2 separate regions of the Mus musculus genome follow, and region 2 is linked to region 1. The links are chromatin loops, found by intact Hi-C in ENCODE. Cell type or tissue: left cerebral cortex. All regions are shown on one strand.

Evidence for each region. Hi-C counts contacts between places; a loop is a spot of excess contacts. Peaks named below come from ENCODE experiments on the same cell type or tissue, not always from the same donor. Only the 100,000 strongest peaks of a DNase experiment are listed, where the experiment ranks them.
Region 2: a loop joins it to region 1, with 2.0 times the contacts of the local background. A loop is called at or near these places in 1 of 42 quality-filtered maps.

The regions. Positions count from the first base shown.
Region 1 is chr1:59,251,670-59,255,669 of GRCm38, forward strand. No RefSeq gene overlaps it. Among named protein-coding and RNA genes, the nearest start is that of Cdk15, 3.2 kb to the right of the region's middle. In left cerebral cortex, no CTCF peak of the experiment used is centred here; a DNase peak (open chromatin) is centred at 1,998.
Region 2 is chr1:59,306,940-59,310,939 of GRCm38, forward strand. It overlaps Cdk15 (cyclin-dependent kinase 15), which reads left to right. Exons shown (of 14, transcript NM_001033373.3): 10 at 3,857-3,920. Among named protein-coding and RNA genes, the nearest start is that of Cdk15, 52 kb to the left of the region's middle. In left cerebral cortex, no CTCF peak of the experiment used is centred here; a DNase peak (open chromatin) is centred at 2,412.

The DNA.
Region 1 (4,000 bases):
GGTGTGCACCACCACGCCTGGTTTGACGCCCTTTTCTAGCTCATCTGAAGACAGCTACAGTGTACTTGTGTATAATAATAAATAAATCTTTGGGCCAGAGTGAACAGGGACTGAGCAGGCAGAGTTGACCAGAAGAAGTGGGGCTAACCAGAGCGAGCACAAGTCCTAAAATTCAATTCCCAACAACCACATGAAGGCTTACAACCATCTGTACAGCTACATTGTACTCATATGCATAAAATAAATACATAATTTTTTAAAGAAAGAAACAAAGAAGCAAAAGAAAGAAAGAAGGAAGGAAGGAAGGAAGGAAGGAAGGAAGGAAGGAAGGAAGGAAGGAAGGAAGGAAGGAAGGGAGTCTGAATATGTAATTCAAGTTGGCCTTAAGCTGGAAATCCTCCTGCCTCAGCCATCTTGTGTGTTACAAAATTGCACCACCAGCTACTTTATGTCACCCCACACACACACCCAAGGTCTAACTATTTATGCAGGCTGTCGCCAATCTTATGACAATCCTCCTGCCTCAGCTGTCCCAGTGCTGGGGTTGCATGCATGAGCTACTACCTCGGAGTTTTTGTCTCATTCTTTTATGACAAGAGTAAGACACTACAGGCATTGTTATGGTTTTGTTTCTTCACTTCATCGTGTATCTTGATCACCACTCTGTCATTAAAATAGCATTCTATTTGTACCTAAGTATTAGCATTCCATTATGTGGGTACTAGGGCTTGTTTTCAATATTTCTGATTGTATTTTTCATGTTAGTACTGTGGAACATCTGAGATCACCCACATATTAAAGAAAAATTATTAGATGTTATTTGTTATGAAATATTGTGATATAATGTGGTGGGAGTACAGGACTACCTGGCAGGCCCCTGCCAAGATGTTCCCCTGAGAAACCATGCCATGTGACAGACCTAATATAAAAAAGATCTATTGTGGGGGAAGATCCAGCAGGGACCTGGAAAAGGGCTAGAGGCAGAGAATGGGGGAGGGAGAGGGGAGACAAAAACAGGAAGAGAGAAAGAGAGACCAACTAGCAACACATAGAAACAGAGATTCGAAGAAGAGGAGGGAGGGGGCTGGGGTAGTGAGCAGTCTTTTTTTTTTTTTTTTTTTTTTTTTAATTCACTTTACATCCCGCTCACTGCCCCCCTCTCGGTACCCCCTCCCACAATCCTTTTCTAGTCCCCGGTCTCCTTCTCCTGGGGGGGGGGGGGGGACCGGCAGTGCCCAGTGAGTAGTCTTCTTATGTGCTGCCACACCTGGCTTTTAACCTGGCTGGCCACCTGGTGATGACGAAAGCTGTTGCTGGGTAGCTGTTGGGAGGAGCCTATTGGAACTGTCTGTAAGCCAATATTATTCCCCTTCCCCAAAGTACTAAATTTAATAAAAATTAAAAAATAAATAAAAATTTTATTTCTCTCGAGGAAACGGGTGAAATATGCAAACTCTCAAACACAGTAGTTTGAATTCACAACATTTGAGAACGGAAAACGGACCGCCAAAATATGATAGGAAAAACTAAACTGAAATTATCAATAGCCTATAATTTTATTGCTAAGTTAAAAAAAAGGGGGGGGGGCAGAGTGGCTGTGATGCACACACCTGCAATCCTAGTACTCAGAGGTGGAGGCAGGAAGATCAGGAATTCATCCGTATTCTTGGCTACACGTGAGACTTCCTCAAACCATCAAATCGATAGATAGATAAATAAGTAAAAGAATGAATGAACGAACCATTTGTTTTAACCCAGCTTCTCTGGAAAGAGACTGAAAAGAGAGAGGAGGAGCGGTAAATGCAAGCCCAGGGAAGGCGGGGTGGGGGAGCGGGAGTGGGGGTGGAGGAGAGAAAGAGGGCGGGTGGGGAGTAAAGAATGAAGTGGGGGATACGGGGGGGGGGGGGGGGGGAGGGAAACGATGCAGTTAGGAGTGAGCCATGCTGAGCTGGCCTGAGGGATCTTGCTGCAATCTGAATCGAGCTACAGTCCGTGTGTGTCCATTTAAGTGGGTAGCAAGCACAGGGACCTCTCAGTTCCACGAGCTTCGTTCGGGCGGCTCTTCTCTGCAGGGGACAGTAGCAACAGTGTGCATGCCCCAGGCGGCCAGGGCCTAGGATGCCCACCAGGCTGCGGAAGGTACAGCCTCCTTGATCTGAAGTATAAACTGCTAAGATGCTGTTTGCAAGGAAATCATCTCCATCTCTGTCCTTATTCAGAAATCTTTGTAACAAAAATGATTGTTTTGGACACAGAGCTTAAAAAAAAAAATCGTAAAGAGTCACCCAGTGTTTTTCCTTGACCTTCAGCAAACCATGAATTATTAAATTTTGAAAATTCTGAAGGATATTTTACAGTTTCCCTTCAGATGTCCTCTCTAGTTGGTAAACAACAATTTAATCCTTCAGAAATAAACCATCTACACACACACACACACACACACACACACACACATACACATATATACAAAGAGAAGTTAATTAACTAAAATAATCCTCTATTCAAGCATGTTTGTGAGTTAACTACACAATTCCTTCAGCTTACACAAATGCTGGCCATTTTGAATTTTTAAAACTTATTTGGTTTGGTGTGTCACCTGTACTTCTGGCAATTGGGAGGCTGAAGCCAGAGGCTTGCCACAAGTGCCAGACTTCTGAGGGCTACCTAGTGAGTTCCAGTCTAGCCTGGGCTACAGAATGAAATACTCTTCCACCCCTTCCCACACCCTAATCTAAAATTTATGAAATTATCTTAAAGCAGAACTTAGCTTATATTTCTTTCTTTCGTTTTTTTTAGTAAGGTCTTAATATGTAGTGCAGCCTGGCCTCAGACTCAGGATCCTTCTGTCTCACGTTCCTAAATGCCCAGATGATACATAGGTCTCTGTCACCACATCCAGCTAGGATGTAATTTGTCTATGACAAAATCCACCATCATCTTTGAGGAAAGAATCAACAAGTTGCATATGTCATGGTGTGCACATGGCCCTCAGAGGACAACTTGCCAAAGTTAGTCGGTTCCCTCTTCCCACCTTTAGGTTCCAATATGGAAAGTCAGGTCAGCAGTTTTGGTGCAGAGTCATCTACCCAATGGACCAGCTCACCAGATCTGAATGAGCGTTCCTGACAAATTTTATTACAATGAATACGTGAAAAATTATTATGATGAGAAAGAACTTCTCTCTCAGTTGTATGTCAGTCAAAAGTTTAGCTGCTTTTGAGGTGTAACTGATTTTATGCCTAGTCCCTATCCATTGTGCATCATTGGTCTCTTACTTTCTCTCTCTAAGTGTCTCAAACTTTATTTAGTAAATCCTTGAATGGACTTGCCTTAGATCGTATGTAGCAAATTGTTTCTCTTTTTGTCTTTGTTTTGACTCTGGAACCCAGACTGACCTCTAACTCATGGCAATCGTCTTGCTTGTTTCCCAAGTGCTGACAATGAAGGCATGGACCCTATACCTTGCTTGCTTGCTTGTAGCTATTTTGAAATAAAACTTAAAATATATGCTCAAGGTTAATGTCTTAGGGTTTCCATGGCTGTGAAGAAACACCGTGACCATCGCAACTCTTATAAAGGAAAACACTTAGCTGGGGCTGGCTTACAGTTTCAGAGGGTCAGTCCATTAGCATCAAGGCAAGAAGCATGGTGGTGATGTGCAGGCAGATATGGTGCAGGAGAAAGAGCTGAGAGTTCTACATTTTGATCCACAGGCAGCAGGAGACTACTGGGGCTAGCTTGAGCATATGAGACTTCAAAGACCACTTTTACAATGAAACACTTCCTCCAACAAAGGCACACCTACTCCAACAAAGCCACACCTCCTAATGCCTTCACTGCCTATGGGCCAAACATTCAAATGTATGAGTCTATGGGGGCCATTTCTATTCAAACCACTACAATTAGATCACATAAAAGTAAAGATTTAACGGAGGAAAGTTCAGAAGTTAACTATCCAGGGTACTGTTGTGATAACACATAGCCCCCTTTCTCATATTGT
Region 2 (4,000 bases), 55 kb after region 1:
GGTTGGTTTTTTTTTTTTGCTTCGGTTTGGTTTGATTTTTGGTTTTTTGGGACAGGGTTTCTCTGTGTAGCCCTGGCTGTCCTGGAACTCACTCTGTAGACCAGGCTGGCCTTGAACTCAGAAATCCACCTGCCTCTGCCTCCCAAGTGTTGGGATTAAAGGTGTACACCACCACTGCCCAGTGTTCCTGTACTTTTAAATCATAATATTCTCCTCTATTCATCGGCTTTTCCCTTTTAGTTAGTTATTTCTGGAGTCTGAATAGCTGCACGGCTCACCGTGGACTTCCCCCTGTCCCAGGAAGATAGCTCTCTAGTGTTTAGCTATGTATTATGGCCAGATTCATTTTACTCAGGCAGAACTCCAGTTGCATCTCTAGTTCTGTATTCTGAGGGAAAGTGGACAAAATGATCAGATTAGATGACTTTGTTGTTTTTTTTTTCCCCCCATGTATTTTGGGGTAGGGGAGGGAGCCCTACCATGAAGATTACAAGGTAGCTTGAGGTAGTCCGTTTTCTCCTCCTACCATGCTGGTTCCCAGGCATCCAGTCTGGCGACAAGCTGCTTTACCTGCTGAGCCATCTCCGTGCCCAGATTTTGTTGCTTTATAACAACACATCTCAAACACTTGAGGTTTGGACGGTGTATTTTGTTGTTCGTTTGTTTGTTTTGTTTTTCCTTAGAGCAGTCTGTAACCAATGGTAAATGCTAAACAACATCAATAGTTGTATTTCAGTTTGGTTTCCTTGTGCAAAACATGGTTGTAATTGCTATGTATTGGGGCAGGAAAGAAGTCTTTGGAGGGTATATGAGGACAGAATGGATGTGAGAGGACTATAGAATTTTGAATTCAAGTGTTTTATTTTTTAAATTATTAGATTTATTTATTTGCTGTGTGTGCATGTGCGTGCATGTGCTGTGTGTATGTGCGCATGTGTGTATATGTGCACATGTGTGTATGTGTACATGTGTGTGTATGTGTACATGTGCATTCATGCAGACATCAGTGGACATCAGAGGTGGCACAGCCTGCATGCTGACATCAGAGGAAAACTTGCAGGAATCAATTCTTGGCTTCCTCAGTGTTGGTCCCAGGGATTGAACCCAGACCATCAGATCCTCAGGGCTCCCCGAACGCTAGGCAAACTCTCTACCACCATGCCACCCACTCCTTAGCCCCACTGTGATGGTTCATAATATGTATTTATTATAGAATGGCTAAACCATGCCAATTAGCATATGCATCACTTTAACACATGTATCTTTTTTTTTTCTCAGAGATACTTTTGAGGTATCCCATGGTGCGTATGTGCTACACTCCTGCTGCAATAAACAGGAGCCATCTCTCTGACATGCTAATTTATTTCCCCCCAATACATATGCTACAGGGCAGATCAGAGAGCAGCTTTTTTGAGAAGTCTGCCACTTTTCATCATGGTTGGGCTAATTCAAATCCTCACCAAATTCCACCACATCTTAACCAACACCATTCTTTTGTCCTGTGGGGGAGGGGAGGCAGGGTGTTGCAGTAGATATCATATAGCCCAGCCTTGGACTCCTGATCCTCCCAAATGCCGGACTACAGGTGTGTGCCACCATACCTGGTTTACGCATTTGTTGGAGATTGAACCCTGGGTCTCTCATGTACTCTAGGCAAGGACTCTACTACTCCATTAGCTGAGTCACATCCTCGGTCCAACAGTCACACAGTAATATTCCCATGGTCCTAACTACAGTTATTGTCCCAACTGGCATTTCTCTGGTAATTAGTGATGTTGAACATTTTTTCACACCTTTGGCCATTTGTATTCTTCCTTTGGGAAATGCCTACTGGAGTTCTTTATCCGTTTTTTAAATTAGTAGATTCGTTCGTTCACTTGGTACTGAGTTCTCTGAGTTCCTTGTGCATGTTAGATATCAATCCCAATCAGATATATAGCATTTTCTATCATTCACAGATTGTTTCTCCATCCCATTATTTCTTTTTCTAGGTGCCTTTGGTTCTCTGTGGTCCTACTCATCTAATTTTGCTTTCCTTGCCTGTGAAATAAGTTTAAAAAAAAAGAAGCAGATTATAAAGTTTCTGAAGTTGTATCTTACTAAATGAGTTTCTGCCAAATGAATAATTGAAATTCTTAGTTTAAACTTCTAACATCTCAATTTAATAAGCTTTTTAGAATAAAATTTTTCCAGAAAACTTGGTATCCATCCGGCCTCAGTTAAGCATAGTACAAAGTAACCAAGAAGTCTGGGAACTTTCACCTTCAAGAAACTATGGATGTGTTTGTCATTCAGTCCTGTGTTGGTTCCTCCTCCCCGGCTTTGCCTTCTTTCCGCTGAACTTTGCCAACCAACAGAAGATGAATGGGTACCCATGAGTTACGCCCACTTGTTTACACGGCATCTGGACAAAAGCAGCGGATGCCCGGCTGAGAAAGAATCAGCTTCGCCTCCTCTGGGCTTCCCCCACAGAAGAATTAGGCTAGTTGGTCCTTCAAACTGGAATCCAGGTTCTCAGTGTCCCCTCAGGCTTGGGATGGTTCACAGGAACAGCTCAGAGCCCTCTCACTCACTCTTTCAGTTTGTTTAGAGAATGGATCAAAGCTCAGAGCATTTACTTCCTGGCATGACATTTCAAAACATATTATGGGAGGGAAAATAGTGCTTCAGTGTCTATTGTGCAAAGGCAAGCGCAATAGACCCCACAAGCACACCTCTCCACCAGGGACCTAGTCACCACACCAGTGGGTTTAATTAGTTAAATTAGTTATACTCAGCCAGACAATTAGCTTCCTGCTATAAAAGCTCAACCAGTGTCTCTATTCAGTGTTTTACAGAAAAATAATATCCAGAGAAGAGCTACACTGTAGTGATGTAAAAACAAACTACAAGGACGTGTCACAAAAGCCATGCTACTCATCCCACCCCCCAATAACTGGGATTTGTACTCACCCACTCACCCTCAAAGAGTGGGAAGATGGTGTCTGCAGAGCACCACGGTAATACTTCCATCCAAACTCCATTTAGCTTCACACTCCAGAGGAACTTTTATTTTCCTAGTACATCTTCATTAAAAACGAGAACTTAAGTTGGGACATCTGAAGCATAGGTCAGGTCCAGCAAGATGCCTTGGTGAGAAAAGGCTTGCTGCACAGGCCTGGAGACCTGAGTTCGATCCCTGGAAGCCACGTAAAAATGAAAGGAGAAAGCCAACTCCACAGAATTGCCCTTTGCCTTCCATACAAGTGTCGTGACATACACATGTACACACAGTTCTATAAAAGCATAAACCAGTTCTATTTCACATGATGTTGCCATTACAATCTGCCAGTGGGAAACCAAATTATAGTCTAAGCTGCTGGATATGGAGAAAATAAGAAAATGAGATGAATTTAGCAGAAAAAGCAGAGATGGAAGCGGGATCATGTTCAGCCAGTGTTCTGCTGCCTAAAAGTCAGTAATCTGTATCCTTTTATCTTTGAGCACATCCAGGAACGGCTGGATGCCCGGGCTGAGCCATAACTCAGACCAGCGGCATTTCCTGCCCATAAGCTTCTAGGACTGGAACAAGAGACAGCAACCAGTCGCTCCTCATGCTTCATACCCTAATCACTTGGCAGTCGTGCAGATTGAGTTGGTAGAAGCACAGGCTCGGGACTGTGGGGATATAATGCTTTGCACAATAAACTGAAAAAATGTTAGTACTAAAAAAAAAAAAAAATGTCTCCTGTATGTCAGCTGGATCCCTGTGGCATCAGTAAATTCTTTATTCCTTCCTACTCTGGATTCTGTGTCTCTGTGCCTGCTCCATCCAGCTGGCTTCTTCTTACCTTTCTCTTTCTCTGGCTCTGTGTAGGTTCTGGGAGTCCCTACAGAGGATACCTGGCCTGGAGTCTCCAAACTGCCTAACTACAATCCAGGTACAGTTCTACATATCCCAGGAGCTGGCAATGCCAGGAAAGTGTTGGCCACACAGAGTGTTCATCCGTTATTAGACCCA